Regions from separate parts of the Homo sapiens genome. Here region 1 is linked to region 2. A link is an interaction called in ENCODE POLR2A ChIA-PET data of the cell type or tissue named here. Cell type or tissue: K562. All regions are shown on one strand. Links, peaks and the distances in the headings refer to the core of each region. The heading gives the core; the rest is flanking DNA.

Region 1 (7,008 bases), core at 1,739-4,238, 400 kb after region 2:
GAGGTCACTTCTGTACCTACAGTAGACTGCCCGCGAGAAGATGACCTCAGCCTCCTGGCATAGCCTTCCACACAGGCTGCTGGCTGCTCCTTGCTCTTCTTCTTCCTGCCCTTTCGAGCTCTCTGGGAACCTGGTGCTGCATTGGCAGGTGGGTTCTGAGGCTCCTTGGGCACCACCGGCTCCACGACCTCCCTGGGCTTCAATAAGCAGGCTGAGTCCAGCTTCTCCTCTGAGTTCAATGACAACCCCTCTTTCTCAGAGCAGAGGGTTACCTTGGGCACAGCAGCCTCTGTCTCTGACTCCAGTGTAGGCATAAGCAGCTGCAAGGCAGAACTAGTCTCTAGCGAGTCATCCAGGAGCACAGGCCGGGGTCCAGGAGAGACCTGTCGCACCACAACTGGGATCTCCAGGTCATCGCCAGCTGTGGCTGCCTGCCCCACAATCTCCAGCACTACGCAGCCCTCAGGCAGTGTCAAATCATCTGGCTGCTCCTGAAGCTCATCCTCAAGTGATGCCAGGTGGGTGAGGTTGGGCAGGCAGTATGGGTGCATGGCCCGCACCAGCTCACTCAGGGAGGAGATGCTCTCATCACCAGCTGCTGGCACTGCCATCTCTGCTGCTGTTGCTTTATCTTCCTCCTCAGGGCAGGCCAAATGCATGGGGAAGTCCGGGATACTGCTCACACAGTTGTCAAGCTCCCCGGCAAGAATCTGGCCACTGAAGCTGGCCACCTCCTCCTCTTCTTCTCCATCACTGCGCTGCTGGGGAGGTGGGGATTGGCCCCAGCGTGGTCTTGATCTTGGGGGTCTCCAGCTAGGAAGCTTGGGGGAAGAGGTCTCTAAGAAAGAGGGTGGGGAGAAGTCCCAAGAGGGATCTGGAAGAGACATTTCAACCTGCAGGAGAGAAGAGAGGTCTCAGGAGGAGTTTTCTTTGGGAAAGTATTTTCCAGACCTGTCCCCACACACTCCTCCTCCCACCTGGGAGTTTCTGAAACCCTCTAGGTCAGGCTTACCCCACTCCCTCTACTGCTGCCTGTACTGGGCCCCAGTGGGTCAACTGGGGTGATGAGGTCACGTTCTGGGGGTGTCCGAGAGAGAGTAAGCAGCTTGTGCAGCTAAGAGGGAAAGAAAGACCTGAGATCAGTCTATGCTTCAGAGCTATATGAGTAGGTCCACAGGCATGGGTCTAAACTTTGTACTAATCCCCTTCCCCTGGTCCCACACTCACAGAGGAGCCCTCCCGGGGTGACACAAGCAGCTCCGAATCAGGAATGCTGTCAAATGGAGAAAGGTTCTCAGAATCTGCATTGTCCAAGATCTCCGTCAGAGCCGTGAGCAGCGACACTTCATTCTGGTCCTCCAGAGATAACCTGCTCTGCTCCAGAAAAACAACCAGAAGGTCCTACCAACATCCCTAATGACCTACTATGCCACTAAGGACTGGATATCGAGAGAATCAGTCTCCCAGGTTCAACTCAGCTAATGGGGCAGCGAGAAGGATCTGAATACCAGAAGGCATGGATTCCAATCTCAGCTACCATCCACCAGCTCTTGGTGTCAACAGAGACCTGTCAGACTTGACTCAAGCTTGGGTTTCACACATTCCCCTACCCTCAGATAAGATGTGGGATGCTCAGCAGACAACCATCGGCTAGGCTAGAAATGAGCTGAAAAACAGAGATCAGAATCCTCTGGACATGTAGTTCAGGGGCCCAGACAGTGGGAAAGGCCTTGGACTATAGTCTAAGCTAGGAAAGGAATTCTTACATGGGACATAATCTGGCAGCCTGCAGCCTAATTCCCACTTAGAGACAAAAAATACACTTCAAGGATTCAGGTTGGGCACCCAGGAAGAAGCTAAGGTCCTGGGAGAGCAGAGCCATGCCAAGAATTTGAGCTAGAACCTCCCATGTAAACCTCCTGCTTGAAGATTTCAGAGTCCAGCCCCAGCTCACCTCTCCAAGGCTCCCAAAATCCTCAATGAGGGAGATAAGGGAGGCATCCATGTAGCTCTGCATGGTCCCCAGCAGTGTCTCATCCTGCAGCATTAGCTCCTCCATTTCCAGGTCCTTGTCCCTCAGAGATGGGCCCAGCCGAGAGAGACTGACAAAGCCAGAATCACCCGCCTCCTCATGCAGCAGCACCTGGAGCAGAGAAGAAGGTGAGAAGGGTATGAGCTCTCTGGCAGCAGCTGATAATATGCTCCATAAATCAGGTACCCTCCACTGCTGGGGCCAAACTCAGCAGCAGCAACACTGTCGCCAAACTTCTGGGCTAGCAGAGCAGAGAGAAGCACAACCTATGAGCAAAAACCCCAATAAGGATGGCAGTTTTCAGGGACCTTCTGGGGCAGAAAAATGTTTGGGCTCCAACCAGAAACAGCTAGAGTCACAGATTAAAACCCGGGAGTAAAAACATCAGGAAAATCAAGATTGTTCAGAATCATCTACTGGCAGCAGTGAAGATAACAGTCTGAGGGGCACACCAAAGCAAAAGAGGTCAGCAAGGAGACAGCTTCAGCTCCAACAACCTCACCTACCTCAAATCCCATTTAGTTCTCTGCTTAGTGCAAATCCTACCTTCTTCAAGAAGACACCCCAGCTTCCCCAGCCCACGGTGATCTCTCCTCACAACTCTAAAATCACAGACTTTTCTGCAGCATTAACTTTTCTGGTAATCACACCCCACCCCCTACCCCCATCCCCATGACACTCATGGGTTCGGTCTCCTGGGTTCAAGCGATTCTCCTGCCTCAGCCTCCGGAGCAGCTGGGATTATAGGCGCCCACCACCACGCCCAGCTAATTTTTGTATTTTTAGTAGAGACAGGGTTTCACCTTATTGGCCAGGCTGGTCTCAAACTCCAAATCTCAAGTAATCCGCCCGACTCAGCCTCTGAAAGTGCTGTGATTACAGGCGTGAGCCGCCACGCCCGGCCGACACTTATTTTGAAGGCCCAACAGTGAGACACTCAACCTCTCAATGGTAATTCCAAGGGAAGGGCCTCTTCTCCACTCCTACCAGATGAGAGCAAGTGAAGAGAAAGCTTGATTCCCTAGATGGAAAGGCCCCGCCCCACACTCCTCTAAGAACTAGCAGCATTTACGGCCTCTCGTGTCAGGCATCAAGCAGCCCGCCCAGACCTGTCAAGAGTGTGGGTGTGGGCAGGGCCGGAAGGGACCAGAATGGTAGTGGTGAGGCCAGAGCCAGGGGGATCTCCACTACAGTAGTCCCCCCTTATCCTAGAGGGATACATTCCAAGATCCCCAGTAGATGCCTGAAACCACAGATACTACCAATACATTGGTATGTATTGATACAAACAATACATACCAACGATGAAGTTTAACTTATAAATTAAGCACAATAAGAAATTAATAATAAAATAGATTAAAACAATATACTATAATAAAAGTTATGCGAATGTGGGCTCTCTGGCTCTCAGAATATCTCACTGTACTGTACTCATGTATTTTTAGACCCCAGTTGACAGCAGGTTAACAGAAACTGTGGATAAGGGGAAACTACCGCATAGGAAACATGAAGTAAAAAGGCCTGAGAACAGGATCACATACAGACAGGCCAGACCTTCCCTTTCCTCTTCTGCAACAAAGTGAAATTCCGCACCACTTCCAAAAGAAAAAAGCAACAGGTGTCTTCCACACCCCCACCCCCCACACCCCGGCAATATATACCCTCCTAACAGAGCTGAGTACCAACGCCCAGGAAAAGGAAAGGCTGGTTAAGGACGCGTTAGGAGGCCAGGCCCAGAGAATAAGCAAAAAGTGGTAGGTTTTAGGCACTAACTCCTCCCAGGCCTTCACAATCCTATAATTACAAACCAGCAGCTGAATAGCACCTGGCTCTGCAAACACTCCAGGGTGAGCCAAGAGGCTGCAACTCCATTTGCTCTGCCACCACCTACCTACCAGAGCCCCAGCGACTAAGCTGGAATCTCAAGACAATGCCCAGCTCTCTATGAACCACTCATCTTCACCTCCATCAGGTGTCCAGTCAGAGACACACCCTCACACCTGACCTCACCCATCACTCAATTCCCAAACAGCACAGCTCCCAGAGTACCAAGATCATCCGAGTGCTAAGCCCAGGCTGAAAGTAAGCCAGCCATCAGCACCTCTAACTTCAAAAACCTCCCAAGTAGCTTTCACCCACCAAACCTGCTCCCTCCAGGGTTCAAAAACAGTCAGAAACTTTTTAAATATGTATCTGATCACTGCCTGAGACCCTCCCTAAATCCCTTCAATGGCATTTTACTGCTCTTAGCATTAGGTTTAAACTCTTTAATATAGCTTACAGGCCGGGTGTGGTGGCTCACGCCTGTAATCCCAGCACTTTGGGAGGCTGAGGTGGGTGGATCACTTGAGGTCAGGAGTTCAAGACCAGCCTGACCAATATGGTGAAACCCTGTCTCTACTAAAAATACAAAAATTAGCCATGTGTGGTGGTGCTTGCCTGTAATCCCTGCTACTCAGGAGTCTGAGGCAGGGGAATTGCATGAACCCAGGAGATGGAGGTTGCAGTGAGCCAAGATCACACCACTGCACTCCAACCTGGGTGACAAAGCAAGACTCCATTTCAAAAACAACAACAAAACAACAAAATATATATATATATAGCTTACAAAAGTCCTGTCTTCCCCACCAGACCTCTGCTCCAGCGTGTCCTCTCCCACTACTCTGTAGTACAGGTCTCGGTTTCTCCAATAAGCCATGCTCTCTTCCTCCTTGAGGGCTTCACTTTTCCCTGATTAAAGGTTTTCCACAGTTTTAACATCTCAGCTTTAAATGTCCCGTCTCAGACTCTGCAAAGTAGATCACTACTGCCAATTACATAATCCCAAATATCCTGCACTTTTGTCTCATTCATTATTATTTATCATCGGTCTATCCTGATTAAAACATAGATCCTGAGGGATAAAGACCATGTTTATGTGGTTTACCAGTTTGTCCCCTGTGCCTAAACATAATGGTATTTCAATAAATAACTGGCTGACTGACCAGCTCACATATACCCATCTTTGGTTTTCGGGGGAAGGGAATGACAATCTCTCCATGAGATCCTCTCCAATCCCAAATTACTACTTAACTATTATAGCTGGATCTTGGATCCTTCCTGACTCTCCCTGTGCTATTTGGGAATTCAGTGATGGGTGAGGTCAGGTGTGAGGGTGTGTCTCTGACTGGACACCTGATGGAGGTGAAGATGAATGGTTCATAGAGAGCTGGGCATTGCCTTGAGATTCTGGCCTAGACCCTGGGGCTCTGGTAGGTAGGCAGCACCAGCCCCAAAAGATGTGACCTCTGAGAAAGTAGGGGAGAAGGGATCAGCGCTCCCAAATTCTTGCCCCAGAAACCATTCTCCCCTGGGCAAGGGCCTGGATTGGTCTGCCGGACCTGATATTACCAGGCAGCCTGCAGCCCAACTCCCACCTAGTAACACACAAAAAATGCTGTCAAGGACTCAGCTTAATTGTTTAAGAGAGGTAACAGTTCAAACTAATTCCTGCCCCTTCTACCCTGGGTGGAAACTTTTAAGAAGCCCTCCACTGTAGAGTAGAACAATAACACTTTTTGAAGGCCAAGAAAAAAATATCTAACAGAATCCTCCTCATCCAGTGTATGTTCAACTGTTGAACATGTTGAACAGTTCTCAAACCGCCTCCAACTTTTCCCATCCCCAGCAAAAAATCCGAAGAGCCTTAAGTACGGACCACCCCAGTTTCTGCGTGTCAGATTACAGGAGCATGCCTTCCCAAAAGAGATGCTGGAGGAAAAAGTGAGGAGAGGATTCCCTTTCCCTTTCTTAACCTTGTCCCAGGTGTATGTTGACACTCCCCATACCCCTTGAATCACTAATAAGGCAAGACTGCAAGGCAACCAAAACGCCAATGCCCGTGACTCACAACCCACCCCAAGCCGGTCAGACGGAAGCGCCACAAACTCACTCCTCCACAACCCTTCAGCCTCAGCCCTCTACCCTCCCCATCACACTCAGCCATCCGCAGGGAACAAACTCCCGCAACATCTGGAGAGTCCTTCACCATCCGCAGTGGAGAGACGTTGCGGACCCAAGCAGCAGGGAAAAAAAAAACCTCCAAGGCTCTGAACAAAGTTGACTCTAGCAGCCCTTACCTTCCTTCCCGGCCCGGGCCTCCAGCCCCGGCAGGAGATGGCGGGACCCGTGGAGACACACCCAGTTCGCGTCAGCCAGGCTCCAAGGCCGATACTAGATGCCCGACAGCCTGGGACGGGAGCCACGTGGACGTTCCTTCCCCGCCCCCACGTGGACCCGCTGCCTGCGCCCCCCTCCACCAGGAGCCCGACCCACGTGGATGCCCGGGCCGCCTAGAGGGGGAGGGGAGGCAGACAAGTTCTCCCGGGAAAATTGCTCCCCCAACCCCACGTGGCTCCGAAAAGGGAACTGCGGCGCCGGGCTCGGGGAGCCTCACTGGGCATCCTTACATGGAGGTCTCAGCCTTCGACCCCAAGTCCGAACCCCTGACCCCCAGCCGCGGGTTATGTTTCCGACACCCCGCTCTCCCCCTCCGGCGTCCCCCAGGAATGGCCGTAGAGACGCTGCCTCTGCCCGCCTACCCCCAGCAAACGGCCTAGGGCCCACTTGCTCCGGCCCGGCTCCCGCGGCCACCCGGCATCGACTCTCAGGCGCTTCCTCTCTTTCCTGTGGCGTCCACGTGTCACCGCCCGGCACACACCGCTTTGCTGCCTGTCGCGGGCCGCCAGCCAACCTCTCACCTGCTCGCCGCCGCTCACAGCGCCCAAAGTCCCATACGGCGCTTGGCTTCGACTTCCCCAACCACTGCCGCGGGCTCCCCCGCCAGGGTCCGGACCGGGGCCCCCACTCGGGGGCGGCGCGACTCCGTCTCTCCGTCCCCGGCGCGCCGCCATCTTGGCCCCTGAACACCCAGCGCTGCTCTGATCGCTGGCGCCGCCTCGCCCAGCCGATTGTGGGAAAGGAACTACAACTCCCGA
Region 2 (7,008 bases), core at 2,316-4,815:
ACAATCAGGGCTCATCACAGCCATGACCTCCTGGGTTCAAGAGATCCTCTCACCTCAGCCTCCCGAGTAGCTGAAATTACAAGTGTGTGCCTAATTAATCTATTTTTGCCTAATTAAGTCTATCTTCTTATGGCTGTGTGACCAGAGGCAAGCTATTTAACCTCTTCTGTGTGTCAGTTTCCTCATCTATAAAATGGGGATAATAACAGTAACTGTTTCATAGAGTTGTTATTGGGGATTAAACATTTGGAAACAGTACTCAGAACACTATAAGCATTATATCACTTACATTAAGTGAAGAAAGCCAGTCACAAAAGACCATATGTTGTATGATTTTATTTATATTACAGGAAAAATTGTATAATTCGTAATATATAATATAAATTATACTTACATCAAATGTCCAGAATGGACAAATCTATGGGGAAAGTGGATTAATGGTTGCCTAGGACTGGGGTAGTGGGGATGAATTGGGAGTAACTGCTAATGAATATGGATGGAGTTTCTTTTCAGGGTAAAGAAAAAGTTCTAAAATTAGATTGTAGTGAAGGTTACATAACTATAAATATGCAAAAAACCATGAAAGCGTACATTTTAAATGGGTGAACTGTATGCTACATTAATTATATCAATAAATGCTTTATTCATTTATTTTTTAATTTGGAAAAAACTCAAAAACCTGATAGAAAAAATTCACAAACGAGATATACAGATATCCCTTAAGCATAAGACAAGATGTTTGACCTCACACATAATAAAAGAAATGCAAATGAAAACAATGAGATACCATTCTCACCTATCAGATTGGCAAAAATTAGTAAGTATGACATCATATTCTGTTGCTGAGGTTGTGGGGGAAGAGACACTCTCATATGTTGCCGGTATGGATATAAATTAGTACAACTTATATGGAGGAGAATTAGGCAGTACCTAATAAAACTACGTATAGGTTTATACCTTTGGATCCAGCAATCCCACTTCTAAGAACTTATAATTGCAAAATACTGGAAATCACCTAAATGCCCATTTATAGGAGAATGACTCAAAGTGCTGTAAGAAAATGCTGCTGTAAGAAAGAATGAAGAACTCTACAAATTGGTATAAACACTGTTAGGCGAAAAAAGCAAAAGAGGCTGGGCACGGTGGTTCATGCCTGTAATTCCAGCACTTTGGGAGGCCAAAGCCGGTAGATTGCTTGAGCCCAGGAATTCGACACCAGGCTGGGCAACATGGCGAAGCCTTGCCTCCACAAAAAGTACAAAAATTAGCTGGGCATGGTGGCACGTGCCTGTAGTCCCAGCTACTCAGGAGGCTAAGGCAGGAGGATTGCTTGAATCCAGGAAGCAGAAGGTACAGTGAGCTGTGATTACGCCACTGCACTCCAGCCTGGGTGACAGAGGGAGACTCAGTCTCAAAAAAAAAAAAAAAAGAGCAAAAGGATATTATAGTATGTTTTTGAGGAAGAAAGAAAGGAAGATAGGAGCCAGGCATGGTGGCTGACATCTGTAATCCCAGAACTTTGGGAGGCCAAAGCAGGTGGATCACCTGAGTTCAGGAGTTCAAGACCAGCCTGGCCAACATGATGAAACCCCATCTCTACTTAAAAAAAAATATATATATATATAGGCCGGGCGCAGTGGCTCACATCTGTAATCCCAGCACTTTGGGAGGCCGAGGTGGGCGGATCATGAGGTCAGGAGTTCAAGACCTGCCTGACCAACATGGAGAAACCCTGTCTCTACTAAAAATACAAAAACTAGCTGGGAGTGGTGGCGTGCACCTGTAATCCCAGCTACTCAGGAGGCTGAGGCAGGAGAATCGCTTGAATCCGGGAGGCAGAGGTGGCAGTGAGCCGAGATCACGCCACTGCACTCCAGCCCAGGCAACAGAGTGAGACTCCATCTCAAAAAAAAAAACGCCAAGGTGGGTGGATCACTTGAGGTCGGGAGTTCAAGTCCAGCCTGACCAACATGGAGAAACCCCATCTCTACCAAAAATACAAAATTAGTCGGGCATGGTGGCGCATGCCTGTAATCTCAGCTACTCGGGAGACTGAGGCAGGAGAACTGCTTGAACCCAGGAGGCAGAGGTTGCAGTGAGCCAAGATCGCACCATCATTGCCCTCCAGCCTGGGCAACAAGAGCGAAACTCTGTCTCAAAAAAAAAAAAAAAAAAAAAAATTAGCCGGGCATGGCGGTGTACACCTGCAATCCCAGCTGCTAGGGAAGCTGAGGCAGGAGAATTGTTTGAACCTGGGAGGTGGAGGTTGCGGTGAGCCGAGATCACACCATTATACTCCAGCTTGGGCACCAAGAGCAAAACTGTCTCAAAAGGAAAAAAAAAAAAAAAAAAAAAAAAGCCGGGCGCGGTGGCTCACGCCTGCAATCCTAGCACTTTGGGAGGCCGAGGCAGGCAGATCACCTGAGGTCAGGAGTTGGAGACCAGCCTGGCCAACATGGTGAAACCTCGTCTCTACTAAAAATACAAAAATTTGCCAGGCGTGGTGGCACATGCCTGTAGTTCCAGCTACTAGGGAGGCTGAGGCAGGGGAATCGCTTGAACCCAGAAGGCAGAGGTTGCAGTGAGCCGAGATCGCACCACTGCACTCCAGCCTGGGTGACAGAGCGAGACTCCATCTCAAAAAAAAAGAAAGAAAGAAAGAAAGAAAGAAAAGTAGGAAAATATACATTACCTACTCATTTCTGTAGAAAGCCATGTGGGAAGGATAAACCAAAAATGAATGAGATGGATTCTTACATACAGTAGGTGGGAAGGCGGTAGAAAGCACTGCAGGGTGTGGAGGTGGGTAACATTTATTTGAATATACCTTTTTGTATAGTTCTCACTTTTGGTTTTGGATCCGTGATAATGCTTTCACATACTCAAAATAAATGAAACAGAATCAATGAGGAGGGAGAAAATGCTAAAATATAATACAAACAGAAATTAATGAACCTAACAGTATTTCAAATCAACCATATAACCACACTGAAAGGGGGAAGAAAAGATATAACCCAAGTAACTTTTTTTTTTCGAGATGGAGTCTTGCTCTGTCACCCAGTCTGGAGTGCAATGGCGCGATCTCTGATCACTGCAACCTCCGCCTCCCGGGTTCAAGTGATTCACCTGCCTCAGCCTCCCGAGTAGCTGGGATTACAGGCGCACACCATCACGGCCAGCTAATTTTTGTATTTTTAGTAGAGACAGGGTTTCACCATGTTGGCCAGGCTGGTCTCGAGCTCCTGACCTCAAGTGATCCACCCACCTTGGCCTCCCAGAGCGCTAGGATTGTAGGTGTGAGCCACTGTGCCTGGTCTGAAATATATATATATATATATTTTAAAGGCAGGCAGGAATGAATGCCACGGGTATAGTATTTATTTAGTTAGTTAGTTATTATTTTTTGAGACAGAGTCTTGCTCTGTTGCCCAGGCTGGAGTGCAGTGGTGTGATCTTGGCTCACTGCAACTTCTGCCTCCCAGGTTCAAGTGATTCTCCTGCCTCAGCCTCCTGAGCAGCTGGGACTACAGGTGTGCACCAACACACCTGGCTAATTTTTGTATTTTTGGTAGAGACGGGGTTTCACCATGTTGGCCAGGCTGGTCTTGAACTACTGACCTCAAGTGATCCACCCACTTGGGCCTCCCAAAGTGCTGGGATTACAGGCATGAGTCACTGCACCAGGCCCCCATAGGTATAGCTTTAGAATTGGAGGTATCAGTATGAATTCATGGTATTTAAGAGAGAAACCAATATGGAAATAGAGTGGTATGTGTATATGTGCATGTGTGTTTCCTAGTTCTGGCCACTGGGAGCAGTGACACTCCAAGAGCAATGATAATACCTAGCCTCCGGATCATGGCTTCTATATACCATTCTCCACTAAATAAAACCAGGGCTTCCTGGATAAATGGCTGATTCCTGGGCTGGCAAAGTACAAAATGATTCTGAAATTTCCTACTGTGCCAGAAAGTAAGGAAGTGGTTCAGAGAATGATGGGAACATGCCAAAAGTAGAGAGAAGCCAAACTCAAGGTTCTCACTGGCCAAATCAACAACAATCTGAGCATTAAATTAAAGCATCCTAACAAATTATAATCTATTAATTAAAATAAAAATCTATGAGTCCACACTGATTGTAATGGACCTAGTGACACTGGCTCTAAAGATTTTGGACTTGCCAGCATCTGTAATCGCATGAGCTAATTCTTTCTCCTAAATCTCTTTATAGATTTGTATTTATATTATGTGTATAGATAATATATAGATATGTGGATGTGCATCTCCAATTGTTTTTCCTAGAGAGCCCTAATACATTGATATAAATAAATGAATAAGTAAGTAAATATGGAGAAGACTCTTCCTTACAGTAAAATCTCAATATCAATGAATGAATGTAGAAACAATTATCAAATGAGAAGTCACCATTTGACAACTATTGTAATAATAATTCAGGCAAGAATCATCAACGGGTGGTAAAAATAGTGGGTAAAAAATCTGATGAGAAACAAGATACTGACATAGCCTCAAAATGCCTTCCCACAAGTTACTTATTAATTATTAATGGAAAAGCAGTAACTATACAGAAGAGAAACCTAGCAGACACCACCTTAACCAAACAATCAAAGTAATTAGACATCATCAACAGTAATTAGACAAATCAACATCAAGTGCCTCCTGATATGATCACTAAGAAGGGCACAACATGTCTGTGATATTCCTATGGAGAAATACATACACTGATCCTACGCATGAGGAAACATCAGATAAATCCAAATTGAAGGACATTCTATAAAATAACTGACCTGTACTCTTCAAAAGGTCATGAAAAACAGAAAGATTGAGGAAACATTTGAAGGCATCTAAGAGATGTGACAATTAAGTTACTAAAAAAGACTCTGGAGTCACTGAAGCAGGGTGACCAACTTGTCTTGTTTGCCCAGGACTTTTCTGGCTTTAGAACTGAAAGCCCCACATACCAGGAAAAGCCCAGGCAAATGGGGACAGTTGGTCAACCGATCCTGAAGTGTCCACTGTCTGACCCGCACAAAGCAAAACACTGCCACACTTAAAAAGCACTGAATATGCATCAAGAGCCACCAAAATGTCAGCAGTGCCAGAGCACAGTCTCTGAAGCCAGGCTGCCTATGCCCAAATCCTAGCTCTGCCACCCTTCCTGGCTGTGTGACCCTTGGCAAATCACTTAGCCTCTCTGTACCTCAGTTTCTTCATCTGTAAAATGTAGATAAGAAGAGTTTACTTCTCTTCTTATCTACATTTCACTTATATACCTTCTCACTTCTAATGTAAACTATGAACTTTGGGTGGTGATGATGTGTCAACGTAGGTTCACTGACTGTAACAAATGTACCAATCTGGGTAAGGATGTTGACAGCGGGAGAGGCTGCATACATGTGTGTGTGTGCATGCATGCGTGTGGTAAGCAGAGGGTGTGTGGTAGCTCTCTGTACTTTCTGCTCAATTTTGCTGAGAACCTAAAACGGCTCTAAAAAAGTCTTTTTTCAAAAACGAAGATAATTGTAGTTTCCATATGGTAGCTACTAAAATGAGTTAACATATAATATAGAAAACACTTAGAACAGCACCTGGAACACAGTAGATCTTAGTGTCAGTGATTACTTACAGTAGCAGTTTCCAGTTCTGCTAATTTACCTAAGGGAATAATCTTACATTTGGAAAAAAAAAAGCCTCTTGCATAAGTATATTCAGTAGTATTTATAAGAATAAAAAATCTAGAAACAATCTAACTGTTCTACAAGTAGCGGTATTATATGAGTTCTGGCACATTATGTGGTAGGACATTACAAGTCACTAAAAACAATGGTTCTGAAAGCAGAGGGACTAATCTTTGAGAGGTGAGGGGTTCTCTTTCCACCTCTTACTGGTAAAGAGGAACAGGAACTTTACATCAGAACCCCACTCTATAGCCTCTAATGTTTTCTGTTCACCTATTATTCACTATAGCATAAAAATAAACTCCTTTCACAATGGTCATGAAATTAGGACCCTTACACATTGCTGGTGGAAATGTAAGATGATACAGCTGCTATGGAAAACAGTATGGCGGTTCCTCAAAAATTAAACATAGAATTGCCACATGATCCAGCAATTCTACTTCCAGGTATATATCCAAAAGAACTGAAAGCAGGGTCTTGAATAGAAATTTGTATACTGATGTTCAGAGTAGCATTATTAGCAATAGTCAAAAGGTAGAAGCAACCCAAGAGTCAGTCAATAGATGGATGGACAAGCCAAATTGGTATACACATATAATGGAATATTAGCCTTTAAAAAGGAAGAAAATTCTGACATCTGCTACAACATGGATGAACCCTGAAGACATTATGCTAAGTGAAATAAGCCAGGCACAAAGGGACAAATGTCATATGATTCCACTTATATGAAGTACCCAGAGTAGTCACATTCATAGAGACAGAAATAAGATGGTGGTTGCCAGGGTTTGGAGGAAGTGAGAAGGGGGAGTTATTGTTTAAGGGGTACAGAGTGTTTCTGAAAGTGGAAGGTGGTTATGGTTGCACAACAAGGTAAATGTACTTAATTCCACTGAACTGTAAATCTAAAAATGGTTAAAATGGTAAATTTTGGGCTGGGTGCAGTGGATCATGCCTATAATCCCAGCACTATAGGAGTCCAAGGTGGGAGGACTGCTTGAGCCCAGGAGTCTGCGACCAACCTGGGCAACATAAGGACATCCCATCTCTACAAGCAATTTAAAAATTAGCTGGCCATGGTGGTGTGCAGCTGTGGTCCCAGCTACTCGGAGTCTGTAGCAGAAGAATCACTGAGTCTGGGAGGTCCAGGCTGCAGTAAGTTGTGGCTGCACCACTGCACTGCAGCCTGAGTGACAGAGCAAGACCTTGACTCAAAAAAAAAAAAAAAAAAAAAGGTAAATTTAAATTATGTAGGCTGGGTGCAGTGGCTCATGCCTGTAATCCCAGCACTTTGAGAGACCAACGCGGGCAGATCA

What was found. ChIA-PET counts read pairs that join two places held together with the same protein. Peaks named below come from ENCODE experiments on the same cell type or tissue, not always from the same donor. Only the 100,000 strongest peaks of a DNase experiment are listed, where the experiment ranks them.
Region 1: POLR2A ChIA-PET joins it to region 2 with 6 read pairs; 1 of 35 experiments calls an interaction of 5 or more read pairs at or near these places.

What each region holds. Positions count from the first base shown.
Region 1 is chr10:102,132,985-102,139,992 of GRCh38, reverse strand. PPRC1 (PPARG related coactivator 1) reads right to left here and starts at 6,953. Exons shown (of 14, transcript NM_015062.5): 1 at 6,772-6,953; 2 at 1,955-2,143; 3 at 1,228-1,374; 4 at 1,013-1,114; 5 at 1-893. The coding sequence starts at 6,924. RefSeq lists enhancers at 556-1,755, 6,851-7,008 and silencers at 6,281-6,400, 6,431-6,480, 6,691-6,870. In K562, for the core only: no CTCF peak of the experiment used is centred there; a DNase peak (open chromatin) is centred at 3,119.
Region 2 is chr10:102,537,048-102,544,055 of GRCh38, reverse strand. The region is part of intron 2 of SUFU (SUFU negative regulator of hedgehog signaling); the gene reads right to left. Among named protein-coding and RNA genes, the nearest start is that of SUFU, 37 kb to the right of the region's middle. RefSeq lists an enhancer at 6,720-6,879. In K562, for the core only: a CTCF peak has its summit at 3,826; a DNase peak (open chromatin) is centred at 3,815.